2 separate regions of the Homo sapiens genome follow, and region 2 is linked to region 1. Evidence: chromatin contacts called from ENCODE Hi-C data. All regions are on one chromosome and are shown on one strand. Each heading gives the region's core, a stretch centred on a gene start or an enhancer-like site at or near the end of the contact. The rest is flanking DNA. Distances are from core to core; before and after follow the strand shown.

What was found. A loop is a pair of places that touch in the nucleus more often than their neighbours do. Pooled maps may share reads with other maps.
Region 2: a pooled map shows a loop between it and region 1 (2.5-fold over the local background). The contact joins the enhancer-like site here to the promoter of KLRG2 in region 1. A Hi-C loop is called at or near these places in 2 of 37 single-sample maps with no recorded cell type and 4 of 50 pooled maps.

The regions. Positions count from the first base shown.
Region 1 is chr7:139,480,004-139,487,816 of GRCh38, reverse strand. It overlaps KLRG2 (killer cell lectin like receptor G2), which reads left to right and starts at 4,144. Exons shown (of 5, transcript NM_198508.4): 1 at 4,144-4,931; 2 at 7,570-7,671. The coding sequence starts at 4,175. RefSeq lists silencers at 3,975-4,034, 4,495-4,774 and enhancers at 4,905-4,984, 7,498-7,813.
Region 2 is chr7:140,203,813-140,211,625 of GRCh38, reverse strand. It overlaps the pseudogene RNU6-797P. Among named protein-coding and RNA genes, the nearest start is that of KDM7A-DT, 30 kb to the right of the region's middle. RefSeq lists enhancers at 1-838, 1,461-1,540. Within about 2 kb of position 1,250, at least 7 of the 41 ENCODE cell types and tissues checked have a DNase peak (open chromatin) inside an H3K27ac peak, as active enhancers do.

The DNA of each region.
Region 1 (7,813 bases), core at 2,895-5,394:
CCTTCCTTCCTTCCTTTTATCTACCTTCCCTTCCCTCCCCCTTCCCTTCCCCCTCCCCTTCACCTTCACCTTCACCTTCACCTTCACCTTACCCTTACCCTTACCCTCCCCTCCCCCTTCCCCTTCACCTCACCCTTCCCTTCCCCTTCCCCTTTGTCTTCCCCTTTCCTTCCCTCCTCTCCCCTTTACTCTCTTTCTCTCCTTCCTTTCTTTTTGTGAGACAGGATCTCACTCTGTTGCCCAGGCTGGAGTGCAGTGGCACAATCACAGCTCACTGCAGCCTCAAACTCCCAGGCTCAAACAATCCTCCCGCCTCAGCCTCTCTAGTAGCTGAGACCACAGGTGCATGCCACTGCACCCAGCTAACTTTTTGCTTTTTTAGTAAAGACAAAGTCTCCCTATGCTGCCCAGATTCAAACTCCTGGGCTCAAGTGATCCTCCTGCCTTGGCCTCCCAACGTGCTGGGATTACAGGTGTGAGTCACCATGCCTGACCCAGAGTCTTAAATGATAAGGCAAAAAGTGGAGGAGGTATGAGAAGGATACTCAGGGTCTCGTGAAATCCACAGAATTGAACAAACAAGCTTTAGGAAGGGCTGAGATCGGACAAACTCTGGGGCCCAGAGCAGGAGTTTCTGGGCTTTCTCTCTAGGGAGCTGCCCTACTAGGAGCTCTGACAACACTCGGCTCTGGGTCTCTCATATCTAGTGTCAAATTCCTGCAAAGAAGAACCTAAGCTCAGGAGAAAGATCTGGGCTTGAAGGTCACTGACGTATGGTGGGTGAGAAGCTCTGCAGCAATTTTCAAAGGAACAGCCAGGAAGGCAGAAGGAGAGCTGGTAGAGGTGGTGTCAGGAAGCCCACAGGCCACAGATGAGTGGGTTTTTGAGAGGAGGAAGAAATGATCATAATGTCAAAACCTGAGAGATAAAACGAGCACTGAAGAGCATCTGCAGGCCGGGCACAGTAACTCACACCTGTAAGCCCAGCACTTTGGGAGGCCGAGGCGAGAAGATGGCTTAAGGCCAGGAGTTCAAGACTAGCCTGGGCAACATAGCGAGACTCCTCCATCCTTATAATATATATAAAATATAACATATATATATATATATATCTTTTTTTTCCAAAAATGGAAAAAAAGCATTTGCTGGGTTTGGTGACTTGTACCCTTGCCAAGGAAAATTTTGGCAGACAGATGGGGGCAATTACCTTGTTAAAAAAGGTTGGTCATGGCCCGGTGTGGTGGCTCACGCCTGTAATCCCAGCACTTTGGGAGGTTGAAGCGGGCAGATCACCTGAGGTCAGGAGTTCAAGACCCTGTCTCTACTAAAAATACAAAAATTAAGCGGTTGTGATGGTGCACACCTATAATCCCAGCTACTTGGGAGGCTGAGGCACGAGAATTGCTTGAACCCAGGAGGCCATGGTTGTAGTGAGCCGAGATCACGCCACTGCACTCCAGCCTAGGTGACAGAACAAGACTCTCTTTCAAAAAAAAAAAAAAAGTTTGGCCACGACAAGGAAGAATAGAGAGGGTGTTAGCAGGAGGAGGGTACTGGGCCCAAAGAGGCATTTAAAACTTGAACATGTTGAGTGATGCCCTTGACTGATGAGGAATGAGCAGAAGCCTCGTAGTGGTGGAGAAGGACCCTTTGGTGAAGCTTTCCCAGGTGATTTTCTGCTAAAGTTTTGGCTTTCTCAAAACACTCTCATAGTAAGCAGATGTTATTGCTCTTTTGCCCTCTAGAAAGCCAACAAGCAAAATGCCTTGAGCATCCCAAAAAACTGTTGCTGTGACTTCTGCTCTTGACCTGTCCACTTTTGCTGTGACTGGGCCACTTCCACCTCTTGGGAGCCATTGCTTTGTGCTTTGTCTTCAGGATCCTACTGGTAAAGCCACGTTCCATCTTCTGTTACAACTCTTCAGAGAAATGCTTCAGGATCTTGATCCTACTCGTTTTAAATTTCCATTGAAAGTTCTGCTCTTGGCTGCAGCTGATCTGGACGCAATGGTTTTCCATAGAGTGGAAACTTTGCTCAACTTTAATTTTTCAGTCAGAAAAGTGTAAGCTGAACCAATTGAGACGTCTTTGGTGTTGGCTGTTGTTTGTGCTGTTAATCGTTGGTCCTCTTCATGAGGGCACAAATAAGATTAATTATTTTACTCAAAAATTGATGTGGATGGTCTGCCACTGAGGGCTTTATCCTCAACATTGTCTCATCCCTTCTCTTTTTTTTTTTTTTTGAGATGGAGTCTCCTTCTGTCACCCAGGCTGGAGTACAGTGGCACAATCTCGGCTCACTGCAAACTCTGCCTCCCGAGTTCAAGCAATTCTCCTGCCTCAGCCTCCCGAGTAGCTAGGATTACAGGCACCCACTACCACGCCCGGCTAATTTTTTGTATTTTCAGGCACCCGAGTAGCTGAGACTACAGGCGCATGCCACCATGCCAGCTAATTTTTTGTATTTTAGTAGAGACGGGGTTTCACTGTGTTGCCCAGGCTGGTCTTGAACTCTTGAGCTCAGTCAATCCGCCCACCTCGGCCTCCCAAAGTGCTGGGATTACAGGCGTGAGCTGCCGCGCCCAGCTTAATTTTTGCTTTTTTAGTAGAGACAGGATTTCAGCATGTTGGCCAGGCTGGTCTCGAACTCCTTACCTCAAGTGATCCACCTGCCTCGGCCTCCCAAAGTGCTGGGATTACAGGCTGAGCCACCACGCCTGGCCTCATCCCTTCTTAAAACGAGTTTTCCATTTGCAAACTGCTGGTTTCTTGGGGGCATTGTCCCCATGAGCTTTTCATAAAAATATCAATGATGTCACCATAAATGTGATGATTATTCTTGCTTCAAATTTAGCAGAATCCTTGTTGCTCTGACAGGAGCTCTTTTCAAACTGATGTCTTATCCTTCTTAGTGCCTCAAACTAGATCTTGTCGAGACATGTGATAACAAGTTAGTACAAATTTATTTTGGTGCCAAAAAATTTTCAAATCCATGCATAGTTTTTTTCATAGTATGAATTTTCCATGAACCTTTTGAAGACCGCTTGTATAGAAAAAAACAGTATATATAGGGTTTGGTGCTATCCAAAGTTTCAGGCATTCACTGGGAGGTCTTGGAACTATCCCAGTGGATAAGGGAGGACTACTATGCTAAAAACTATCCCTTGTTTAACTGAAATTCAAATTAAACTGAGTGGCCTGCATTTTATCTGCCAACCCTACCCTGGGGGCACTTAAAAATACCAGAGGCCAGGCGGGGCGCGGTGGCTCACGCCTGTAACCCCAGCACTTTGGGAGGCCGAGGCGGGCAGATCACGAGGTCAGGAGATCGAGACCATCCTGGCCAACATGGTGAAACCCCGTCTCTACTAAAAATACAAAAATTAGCCGGGCGTGGTGGGGTGGGTGCCTGTAGTCCCAGCTACTCACGAGGCTGAGGCAGGAGAATCGCTTGAACCTGGGAGGCGGAGATTGCAGTGAGCCGAGATCGGGCCACTGCACTCCAGCCTGGCGACAGAGCAAGACTCCGTCTCAAAAAAAAAAAAAAAAAGAAGAATTGCTTATCCACGCCCTGTTTCTTTTCTCTTAGCGTTACTCAGTGGGGGAGTCCTCCCAAGTATGATGGAGAGTCCTTTCGAAACCCTGCTGGATTGTCAGGACAACCAACTGGGCTACTTTTCCACAGGTCGCCCCAATTCCTTTGGATTCTGATTTCTCTGAGGTCCCAGGATCCAGACAGGCTTGGCCAATCCTTCCCCGCCCAAACTGTAACTCTCAAAACCAACACCCCGGCATAGGGCTGGAGGGGAAAATGGGTGAGGTCAGAGACAAAGAAGAGGGAAGGGTCAGGCGGGGCTCCGGGTTCCCTGCCACAAGCCTCCGCTGGTGTTCTGCTTTTCTCCCGAGAGCTCCCGCCCACCCTGCAACCCTCGCCTGGCCCCGCTGCCGTTCTCAGCTCCCTCCCAGTGCCTGGTGGAGGCCGGGGCTGTGTCCCGAAGGGGGTCGGGGCAGCAGAACCTCAGCCACAGCCAATCACAGCGGGGTCCTTCGGGGAGGGGCGTGGCCTGACAACTTCGGCGACGCGGCTGGACCAATCCGGACGGAGGAGAGCGAAGCTCCTCTGCACTGGGCCCAGGTGCGCTCCTCAGCGTCTCCGGGTGGCGGGGCGCGCGGGATGGAGGAGTCTTGGGAGGCTGCGCCCGGAGGCCAAGCCGGGGCAGAGCTCCCAATGGAGCCCGTGGGAAGCCTGGTCCCCACGCTGGAGCAGCCGCAGGTGCCCGCGAAGGTGCGACAACCTGAAGGTCCCGAAAGCAGCCCAAGTCCGGCCGGGGCCGTGGAGAAGGCGGCGGGCGCAGGCCTGGAGCCCTCGAGCAAGAAAAAGCCGCCTTCGCCTCGCCCCGGGTCCCCGCGCGTGCCGCCGCTCAGCCTGGGCTACGGGGTCTGCCCCGAGCCGCCGTCACCGGGCCCTGCCTTGGTCAAGCTGCCCCGGAATGGCGAGGCGCCCGGGGCTGAGCCTGCGCCCAGCGCCTGGGCGCCCATGGAGCTGCAGGTAGATGTGCGCGTGAAGCCCGTGGGCGCGGCCGGTGGCAGCAGCACGCCATCGCCCAGGCCCTCCACGCGCTTCCTCAAGGTGCCGGTGCCCGAGTCCCCTGCCTTCTCCCGCCACGCGGACCCGGCGCACCAGCTCCTGCTGCGCGCACCATCCCAGGGCGGCACGTGGGGCCGCCGCTCGCCGCTGGCTGCAGCCCGGACGGAGAGCGGCTGCGACGCAGAGGGCCGGGCCAGCCCCGCGGAAGGAAGCGCCGGCTCCCCGGGCTCCCCCACGTGCTGCCGCTGCAAGGAGCTGGGGCTGGAGAAGGAGGATGCGGCGCTGTTGCCCCGCGCGGGGTTGGACGGCGACGAGAAGCTGCCCCGGGCCGTAACGCTTACGGGTGAGTGCTCACCTGCGCCGGCAGCCGACGCCGCCAGGTCGGGTGGACGTAGCCGAAACCCCCACACCCGCCCAGCCCTGGACCGCTGGGCAGCTGACCGACTAAGGGACCCAGTTGGCCATCCCGATCCCCAACCCGATCTGGCCTCTCGGGCTTACAATCAATAACATTCCTGTCTACGTAACTGTAATTCACATTGTTGCCGTGTCTCACGCCTGTAATCCCAGCACTTTGGGAAGCCGAGGCGGGCGGATCACCTGAGGTCAGGAGTTCGAGACCAGCCTGACCAATATGATGAAACCCCGTCTCTACTAAAAATACAAAAATTAGCCTGGCATGGTGGCATTCACCTGTAATCCCAGCTACTCAGGAGGCTGAGACAGGAGAGTCGCTTGAACCCGAGAAGCGGAGGTTGCAGTGGGCCGAGATCATGCCATTGTACTCCAGCCTGGGCAACAAGAGAGAAACTCCGTCTCAAAAAAAAAAGAGTAAAGCCACTCCCCTTCTCATCCTCCCCTACCCGCACTCCCGAACTTTCAAATTCCCTCTTAGCATGCGCAGCACCTTTGAGAAGTAGCAGTGGAAGGAACTCCAGATGAGGGGAAGTCATTCAGGATCAGGTGGCAGGGGTGGCAGCCCAGATCCCCCCATCCCTGCACTGCCAAGGACTTTCTGGAAGGTCCAGGCTGCTGCTTTCTTTCCACCACACTGAGGAACATTTAGCCCCAAACACTCATCCATTCAGTAGATAGTGAGTGGGACCACAGGGTAGATGTGCCAGTAGTATGTGCGGCTGGTTATTTTGTGGTGTGGGGGAGGGGGAGCTTGACACAGAAGAAAGAGCCCACAAAAGATACAGACTGTCCTGGATAAGGAGACTGGAGGGAGTAGTTGGTGAATTTGGGGCAAGAGATAGCCAATTTTTTTCTTTTTTTCTTTTTTCTTTCTTTTTTTTTTAAGAAATAAGTTTTGCGCTTGTCACCCAGGCTGGAGTGCAATGGCACAATCTCGGCTCACTGCAACCTTCGCCTCCTGGATTCAAGCGATTCTCCTGCCTCAGCCTCCTCCCGAGTAGCTGGGATTACAGGCGCCGGCCACCATGCCTGGCTAGTTTTTGTATTTTTGGTAGACAGGGGGTTTCATCATGTTGGCCAGGCTGGTCTGGAACTCCTGACCTCAGGTGATCCAGCCGCCTCAGCCTCCCAAAGTGCTGGGATTACAGGTGTGAACCACCGGGCCAGCCAGAAAGCCACATCTTGAAAGGTGAGTAGGAGTAGGGGGTGCTAGGGATCCCTGCTAGGTAGAGAGACTGGAAGGAGCAACGGCCAGGAGGGGTCAGAGCCCCGCCCAGCAGGCAAACTGGCAAAAGCTTGGCTGATTGAGAAGCAGGCCAAGCCCACTGACAGGCACCAAATTCCCAGGGCCTCTAGTTGAGAGGTTCTTAGACAGGGCTAGGGTTCAGGGGCTTGGATCACTCAGGAACTTTTGCAGAGTTTGATGTGAGCACATTTTCTGTGTGATGGAATATTAGTTTTCTATTGCTGTTGTAACAAATTACCACAAACTTAGTGTCTTTAAGTGACACAAATGTATTATCTTACAGTTCCGTTAAGTCAGAAGTCTATAATGCCGGCTCACTGGTCTAAAATCGAGTTTTCAGTGGGGCTGCATTCCTTTCTGGGGGTCTAGGGGAGACTCCCTTTTCTTGCCTTTGCTAGCTTCTGGGCTTTTCTTAGGTCAAGCCCTTCTCTATATTAAAATCCAGCGTTGTTGGTAGAGTCCTCCTGCTGCCACTTCTGATGCTCACCACCTGTCTTCCTCTTCCACATATAAGGCTCCTGAAGCTGGGCACGGTGGCTCACGCCTGTAATCCCAGCACTTTGGGAGGCCAAGGCGGGCGGATCACTTAGGGTCAGGAGTTCAAGACCAGCCTGACCAACATCGTCAAACCCCATCTCTACTAAAGATATGAAAATTAGCCAGGCATGGTGGCAGTCACCTGTAATCCCAGCTACTTGGGAGGCTAAGGCATGAGAATTGCTTGAACCCAGGAGGTGGAGGTTGCAGTGAGCTGAGATCATGCCACTGCACTCCAGCCTGGGCGATAGAAAGACTCAGTCTCAAAAAAAAAAAAAAAAAAGGGCCAGACGCGTTGGCTCACACCTGTAATCCCAGCACTTTGGGAGGCCGAGGTGGGCAGATCACAAGGTCAGGAGTTCAAGACCAACCTGGCCAACATGGTGAAACCCCGTCTCTACTAAAAATACAAAAAATTAGCCGGGCATGGTGGCACGCACCTGTAACCCCAGCTACTCAGGAGGTTGAGGCAGGAGAATTGCTTGAACCCGGGAGGCAGAGGTTGCAGTGAGCCGAGATCGCACCACTGCACTCCAACCTGGGCGACAAAGCAAGACTCTGTCTCCAAAAAAAAAAAAAAAAAAAAAAAGAATATCTGGCTTCTTTCTCCAGAATATAAAGTTGGAACTTAAACGTTGTGGTTTATGTTGGCATCCCAGGCTGAGGGGGTGGGTGCTGGGGTGAGGTGGGTGAGATGCTGGTGTGCTGTGTCTGTGGTTCTGAGTTGGGTTGGTTGGGATGGTCTCCACTAATCTGATTATCCTGTTTGCCCCCGTCCCAGGGCTACCCATGTACGTGAAGTCCCTGTACTGGGCCCTGGCGTTCATGGCTGTGCTCCTGGCAGTCTCTGGGGTTGTCATTGTGGTCCTGGCCTCAAGAGCAGGTATGGTGTCCCTGCAGTCCCCATCCCCTCTCCCTGCCGCTCCACTACTGGGGCTGTGTTTCCAGCCCTTAAAACACCTTAGAATTAGAAAGAGACACTGGGAGATGCAACACGAAGACATGGTGCTTGATGAGCAAAGTTA
Region 2 (7,813 bases), core at 1-2,500, 730 kb before region 1:
GCTCACTGCAACCTCTGCCCACTGGGTTCAAGCAATTCTCCTGCCTCAGCCTCCCTAGTAGCTGGGATCACAGGCATGTGCTACCGTGCCTGGCTAATTTTTATATTTTTAGTAGAAACAGGGTTTTGCCATGTTGGCCAGGATGGTCTTGAACTCTTGGCCTCAGGTGATCTGCTCACCTTGGCTTCCCAAAGTGCTGGGATTACAGGTGTGAGCCACTGCGCCCTGCCTATTTTATTTCTTTTTTAGACAGAGTCTCACTCTGTTGCCCAGGCTGGAGTGTGATGGTGCAATCACGGCTCACTGCAGCCTCGATCTCCTGGGCTCAAACGATTCTCCCACCTCAGTGTCCTGAGTAGCTGGGACTACCAGCATGTGCCACCATGCCCACCTAATTTTTGTATTTTTTGTAGAGTTAGGGTCTCACCATGTTACCCAGGCTGGTCTCAAACTCCTGGACTCAACCGATCCTCCTGCCTCGGTCCTCCCAAAGTGTTGGAATTTCACGCATGAGCCACCATGCTCAGTCAGATGTTTTAGAAAAAAGTCTTGCACTGTTTGGGGCATACCTATGGTAAATATTGTTTACGGATTAGCTGAAATTCAAATTGAACTGAGCATCTTTTCTTTTATGTGGCAACCACGCTGAGGGGGCTTCTCGAGGCAGCCTCGACCCATGCGCCTGGCTCGGGTGCAGGGTCTAGTGAGGCCCATTTCCTCATTATCATCTCTGCCTCCAGGCTTCTGTTCCTGCAGTTTCATGCCCCGCTACCCCATGCCCTCTCCTGGCCTCTGGAGCCTTTCCTCACTTCTGGCCTCCTTTTCGTGATCTTCGGCGGTCTTCATGGTGAGTTCTTCCCTGACGGACTGCGCCTTGAGACTGGCTCACGTAATTTAGTCCCTAATTATACAGGTCAGGTCCATTTGCTGTTTTTTTCAGGTGAGTTACTCTACTCTCCCTAACTAGGCTCTAGTGCCTTTCAGGCAGGGACTGTGTCCGCTGGGACCTGAGCGTGGATCGGTTTCAATAAATCCCTGCTGCTTGAATGGTTGTAGAAATGGAACCGTTCCTCTTCCAGGAACTGGCTAATGAGAGAGCCACTTTGGTTTTCTTCGTATGCTGTTGTGCTGCCGGAGTAAACCAGCAAAGGCTCGGCATCTGCAGGTCGCTTGCAGTCAGCCTCCTGTTGCCCAGCCCACAGCCTGTTTCACTTCTCTTTCTCACATAGCAGGGCGGCTTGGGCTGCAGCTTGTTTTTTCTCAGCCAAGAAAGTAGCACCCAGAGTGAAAGGGAGTGCACCTCGCTTCAACTACAGTAAGGAACTGACAACTGGCACAGAGACCCTTAGAATAGAACAGGAGGAGGGACAGTGACAGGCACCTTTGTCACACCTCATCTCAGGTGGCATTGCAGCTGTGCTGAGCAGCAGGGCCTGCCTGGCTCCTCTGCCTTGTCCCCTGGCCAGGTTGAGCCCTTGGATGGATACACTGACCTCTGATACTCTTTCCTTCCTGCTCTTGTCCTGTCCCTTGCCTTGGCCAGGCGAGGGCCCGTGCAGAGCCACAGCTCCAGGTTGCCTTCGCCCGCACCTGTGCCGCTTTGCTGAAGCCTAACGTCTCAAGCTAGTAAGACACTCTCTGAGACCCACTGTGCTAAAGGTTCTGGGTCAGCAGTTGGTGGGGATTCTGAGTGCTCCGTGGCCCTCAGCTCCTCATTTTCAGCAATCTAGAAAGACGAGGAATCCCAAGCCAGGATGACGCTCCTCTGCAGCCCCGTTTATTATGCCGGCATCCCTGTGCCAGCTAGGACGTTAGATATGGGCATTACAGGTGTAACTGGTAATCCTGTCTGGGGAGGCCCTGATTTTATCAAGAGCAAGTGCATTGTGGGGGATACATACAGTTGGAAGAGCAAGTCTTTCCCTCAACACCTTTATCATCTAACGTGAAACAAGTGCTTGCTTTGACAGCACATACACTAAAAAATTGGAATGATACAGAGAAGATTAGCATGGCCCCTGTGCAAGGATGACATGCAAATTCATGAAGCATTCCATTAAAAAATTAAAATAATGTGAAACAAAATGAAAACAGAACCACTGATCCTTTGTTATGTAAATAACCCATCCTTAGTACTGGGTTCTGTGGGTGCTCCTTCCCCCAGCTGCTGGAGACATGGGTGGCTGATGGCTGCTCTTAGTTGAGTCCCTTTCCAGGAATTGCCCTCCTTGTTCAAGGTCACCCCTTTCCCCCAGGGCAGCCCATGTTAAGGACTGGTCAATGCCCAGGTGTGGTCCCCTAGCTCCAATTCAGGGCAGCTCTGAAGGGCCATCCCAGCTCCAGAGCTCCCTGTGGGATCCTGGGATCGACTGAGGCTCCTCCCTCTGCCCCACCTGTTCCCTTCACTCCCCATCAGTGACAGATCCTGGGGCCATGCTCTGCATCCAGTCTCATCTCAGAATCTGTTTCCTCTGGGAACTCAAGAAATCTATTTGTCCCTAAATCTGGGGATGCTAGTGCAGAGGATCAATGCTTCTGGAAGTCCACGCAGTGTTCACATGGAGAAAGAAGTGAATCTGGCGGTAAAAGAGTCTGACTTCTTTTCCCACCCTCTCTGCACTGGCTCCCTGCTTCTGGAACCAGGGAGCCCACTCAGAGGGCCTGCAGCTTTGACCCCGCCTATCTGCTCATCCCCCTTCCACCCGTACTTGGCATTTCCACACCACCTCATGTCCCTTCACATCCTTCCTTGTCCTAACTAATCTCTAAGCTGTGACCTTTTGTCAGTCCCATAAAAGTCACTGGGTAGATACCATCTTCAAGAAGAGATAAAAAGAGGCCAGGTGCCATGGCTTATACCTGTAATCCCAGCACTTTGGGAGGCCAAGGTGGGAGGACTACCTGAGCTCAGGAGTTCAAGACCATCCTGGGCAATATAGTGAGACCCTGTCTCCACTAAAAGTTAAAAAAATTAGCTGAGTGTGGTGGCTCACACCTGTGGTCCCAGCTACTCAGGAGGCAGAGGTGGGAGGATCACTTGAACCCAGGAGGTTGAGGCTGCAGTAAGCTGTGATTGTGACACTGTGCTCTAGCCTGGGTGAGACAGTGAGACCCTGTCTCAAAAACAAAAACAAGGCCACATAAGGTGGCTCACGCCTGTAATCCCAGCACTCTGGGAGGCTGAGGAAGGCAGATCACCTGAGGTCAGGAGTTTGACATCAGCCTGGCCAACGTGAGAAAACCCCATCCCTACTAAAAATACAGAAAATTAGCTGGGTGTGGTGGTGCACACCTGTAATCCCAGCTACTTGGGAGGTATGAGAATCTTGAACCTAGGAGGCGGAGTTTGCAGTAAGCTGAGATCGTGCCACTGCACTCCAGCTTGGGTGACACAGCGAGACTCTGTCTCAAAAACAAAAACAAAACAACAACAACAAAAGAGATAAAAATAAAAGAACGTCTGGAAGAAAAATGACACTGAAACTCTGTATTGAATCTTGGTAGTGATCCCCGATTAAGATGCTGTGGGAGTTAATTACAAGCAAATAAACTCTTTAAAGTTAAACATGAAGTTCCCTAAGGAGTTCTGGATGTAAGAACCATTGTCCTTAATAAGAATGACTTGTAGGTCCAACGTAGGGAACTCACTGAAGGTGATCAGGATAATTCTTAGTTATTCTAATGGCATAATTCCATTTTGTTGGGCAAATAGTAGGCATGCAACATATACTGAGAGAGGAAATGGGTGGGTGAAGCTGAACATTTCTGTCAGATGTTTCTTAATGAATAACACAGATGATATCAGCTAATTTTGAGATTGTAAAGTTATTCCTACCATGTTCGGGTGAGACTTTTGCAAGCAGTGGCTCCTAATCACTTCCAAGTCCCCTAGGTCCTACAGAATATGAAAAATAAAGGTATCTTTGGAAGATGTATGTTAGCTCAAATGTGTCCTGAAAGTTCCTGACCCTCCCAGTAATTAGTTTCTTCTCCCTTTGGAAGGGCACTGTCCCTGAGCACCCTCCTCTCTAAAGGTCGAGTATGGCTCAGTCCACTCGCCTCTCTACAAGCCTCTGTCCACCCAGTGAACTCCACCAGGGCAGGGACCACGTGTCTTTATGTCCCTGACCACGGGGCCTGGCACCCTGGAGGTACCTCATAAATACTTATTGAGTGACCAAATAAATTAGATGGCATGGGAATAATGGTGATTAATTTTAATTTGGATAAAACGACATTCTTCCAAAATTCTTGAAAGTGATCAAAATGAAACAGAAAGGCAGGCATCTATGCCAGTGGCAGCACACAGAACAAAACTGATTAGACAAGTGGAAAAAAAGATGTTTTCGGTGAATCTGGGTTCATTTTATTCTCATCTTCTTTTCTGGAAACTGGGGCTTTCTGTATCTTTTTGACAGAGTGGAGGGCACTGAGTACAAAGAGCATAATGACTTTCTTTGTTTTACCGTAAGGCTGACTTCTCCCCCCAGCTTTTAGATTTTGCCTGATTCTCATAAATAGGCAAAAACTGACAGCTTAGATTCCCTCAACATCTTAGCTGTAGCTCCATTTACAAGAATTCAAAATGTATAACAGTAAGTCAACAGTAAACTCAACTGATTGATTTAGAGTTAATGCTTAGGTAAGACAGGTTTTTACATTCATTATATAACATCTTCTATGAGCAAGTTATATACCTTTTAATGCTTCCAAATATCAAAGTAATTTCAAAAGGGCATTCATGTATATTTCACATTTAATATATTTTAATTCCCCATGTTTCTCACTTCCCTTTTTTCCCCCCAGAAACGTCTGTTTCATCATGGCTTCAACTTTTTGTAACAATCGAAAACCCTGGCCCTCATAATTTATTTAAATAAAATCAAATATGCAAAGAAAAAGTTCTGGAAAAGAAAATAATAATAGCTAACATTTACTAACATTATTGAGATTTACTGGGTACCAGAGATATTCTAAACATTTCACTCCTTTCTTTTTTTTTTCTTTTTTTTGAGATGGAGTCTCGCTCTGTCTCGCAGTAGTACAATCTTGGCTCACTCACTGCAACCTCCACCTCACAGGTTCAAGTGATCCTTCTGCCTCAGCCTTCCGAATAGCTGGGACTGCAGGTGCATACCACCACACCCGGCTAACTTTTTGTATTTTTATTAGAGACGGGGTTTCACCATGTTGGCCAGGCTGGTCTCAAACTCCTGACCTCAAGTGATCTGCCAACCTTGGCCTCCCAAAGTGCTGGGATTACAGACGTGAGCCACTGCATCCGGCCATAACTCCTTACCTCATTGAATCTTCACAACAACTTCCTGAGGTAGATGCTATTAAATTCAGCCCCACCTTGCAGGTGAGGCTCTTGCCCAAGGTCATGCTGGTATTAGGTGGTGGAGCTGGGATGAGAACTCTAGTCTGTAACACGGAGCCTGTGCACTTAAATACACCAGGGTCCTACCTGCCTCCCATGAGATAAGAGGGGGACAGGAGTTCTTGCTTTATCTCTGTTACTAAGAACTCAGATCTTATTATTGCCTGTAAGATTTTCTCCTGTGTTTGGCTGAGCCTGTTTGATCTGAGGCTGCTTGGCTGTGTTCATCCTCTGTGTTCAATGTAAAAGAAGAATCTGCTGCTTTCTCTTCTCTCTTTCTTTCTTTCTCTCTTCTGTATTTTGTTGCTATATATTTTTAGGCTTTTTTATTGGATTCTCATCAAAAGAATATTTCTTTTACTTCTGCTTGGTAGACACTTGAACTTCCTTCCATCCCCGACCCTCCCCCACTACTCAGAGAGCGCCACCAAAAGCAATCGAGAGGTCAGAGGTCAATGGCAGGAATGAAAAGACACCAGCTTGGTCACCTAAACAATAGTTGTAGGTCAGATAATTGAAAACTGAAAGGATAATAAAAACTTCTGCATCTGTGAACCAATTAATTAGGCCCCTGTATCCCTGTGGAATGCGTGCCAAACATCTCAGATTTGGTGTGGGCAGAGCTGACAAAATGCTTTGCTAAGGTAAAACCACCACAGAAAGGCAGAGCTTTCCAGAAAAAGACTTGGCATCTCGGAGACCTTCTATTATCCTATTCATGTATCTCATTCACTATTCCAACAAATATTCATGGTCTGCCTGCTGTGAGCAGGGCACAAGGAGGAGGGAGTGAAAGGCATTTTACCTATGAAGTCAGGGGACTCTAAAGATGGCCCTTTCTCCACTGGAGTAAATGGAGCATGACCTTAGCGAGGCTGGGTGCACCCTGTCACCTGTTCTCCCTCTTTCCATCAGCCATTCAAACCCGACTCGCTCAGCGTGCAATCAGACACCCTCTCTACCTGCCTTTCCTGGACAAAGAGTAAATTTTGTTCTGGAAAGAGAGGCGTTGTGCCCTGCCAACTTAGGGCAACCCACATGCCAAAAGTTAATGAGGTTTGGGCTCTGTATTTAGACTTTGGTTGTCCAAACTCCTTAAGTAACCTCCTGCAGAGGGGTTTCCTTATTAAGCAGCTGTCTCTACCTGCTAAACAGCCATTTGTTTCCTGCCTAAGAGTTAAGGGGACTTTCAGCATTCCTGTGCATGATACCTGACTCTTTAGCACCAATTCACTGGTATTCATTCAACAGTGTTTACTGAGTAAATAATAATAATAAATATATTCATATGTGTATTCATAAGAAGAGCAATGTACTTATAAAGAGAGGAAGATCATACAGCAGAAGATGGAAGGTTATGTGTGAACTGTTTTTTTCTTTGTATTTCTCTGTAGTTAAAAAGTTTTCTGTGCCAGATTAATTTTAAAATTAGAAATAAAAATGTTATTTTATTTTATTTTTTGAGACAGGTTCTTGCTCTGTCACCCAGGCTGGAGTGTAGTAATGTGATCCTGGCTCAATGAAGCCTCAAACTCCTGGGCTCAGGTGATCCTCCTGCCTCAGCCTCCCAAGTAGCTGGGACTGTAGGTGTGCACCACCACACCCAGCTAAAATGCTATTTTATAGTATTATTGATCACTTAGATGAACAAAGCATGTTTCATAGTATTATGTATAGATATACTTCTGCTTCTAGCCATAACTGAGAAGCAGGGACCAGATTTTCCCTCCCACCTAAAACGATTTAAAAACCAGATAAAATATATGAAAGAACTGTTTTCAGACATTGTACAACAGGCAATGCAGGACCATGAAAACTGAAAAAATGGAAACATATGAGGGGAAGCATGCAATCTCCAGGGATTACTACCTGGAGAGAGTTTTTGGTTCTTAGTACAGGGAGGAGGAACCCAAATAGAGCCCACTGGTGTCCTTGAGTTGAGGAAGAATACTTCAGGGTTTGGGAAAGCCAAGGTGGCTGGAATTTGCAGGGTGGAGTAATGGAGAGGAGAAAATGTCATGCACACACACATATAGAGAAAGAGAAAGAAAACTGAAGATCTGTAGAGGGCTCCTCATGAGTTCTTCATCTGAGTATTAATCGGTGATTGTTTATGAGGAAACAACCAGGGGCTGGGAAAAGAATTACTCAAAAAGAACAGCAGGAACAACCACCACAGCCCACATAGCGCTGGGAATAGTTTCTGCTCTTGCCAACCAGAGTAGAAATACAGGCCTCTGAGTAGAGTTCTCAAAAAGGTATTATCTCAGCACAGGGACCAAGTCAGGTCCAGCTGAGATAACAGCTGCCCTGAACCCCTTGAACAAAGCTTCAAATCCAGCCTAGAAAAGATCAAACTCTTTCTGAGTAATTTAATTGCATCTCATAGCAAAGTGCAAAAATATTTAAAGAAACACAAAAACTCCAGCACCC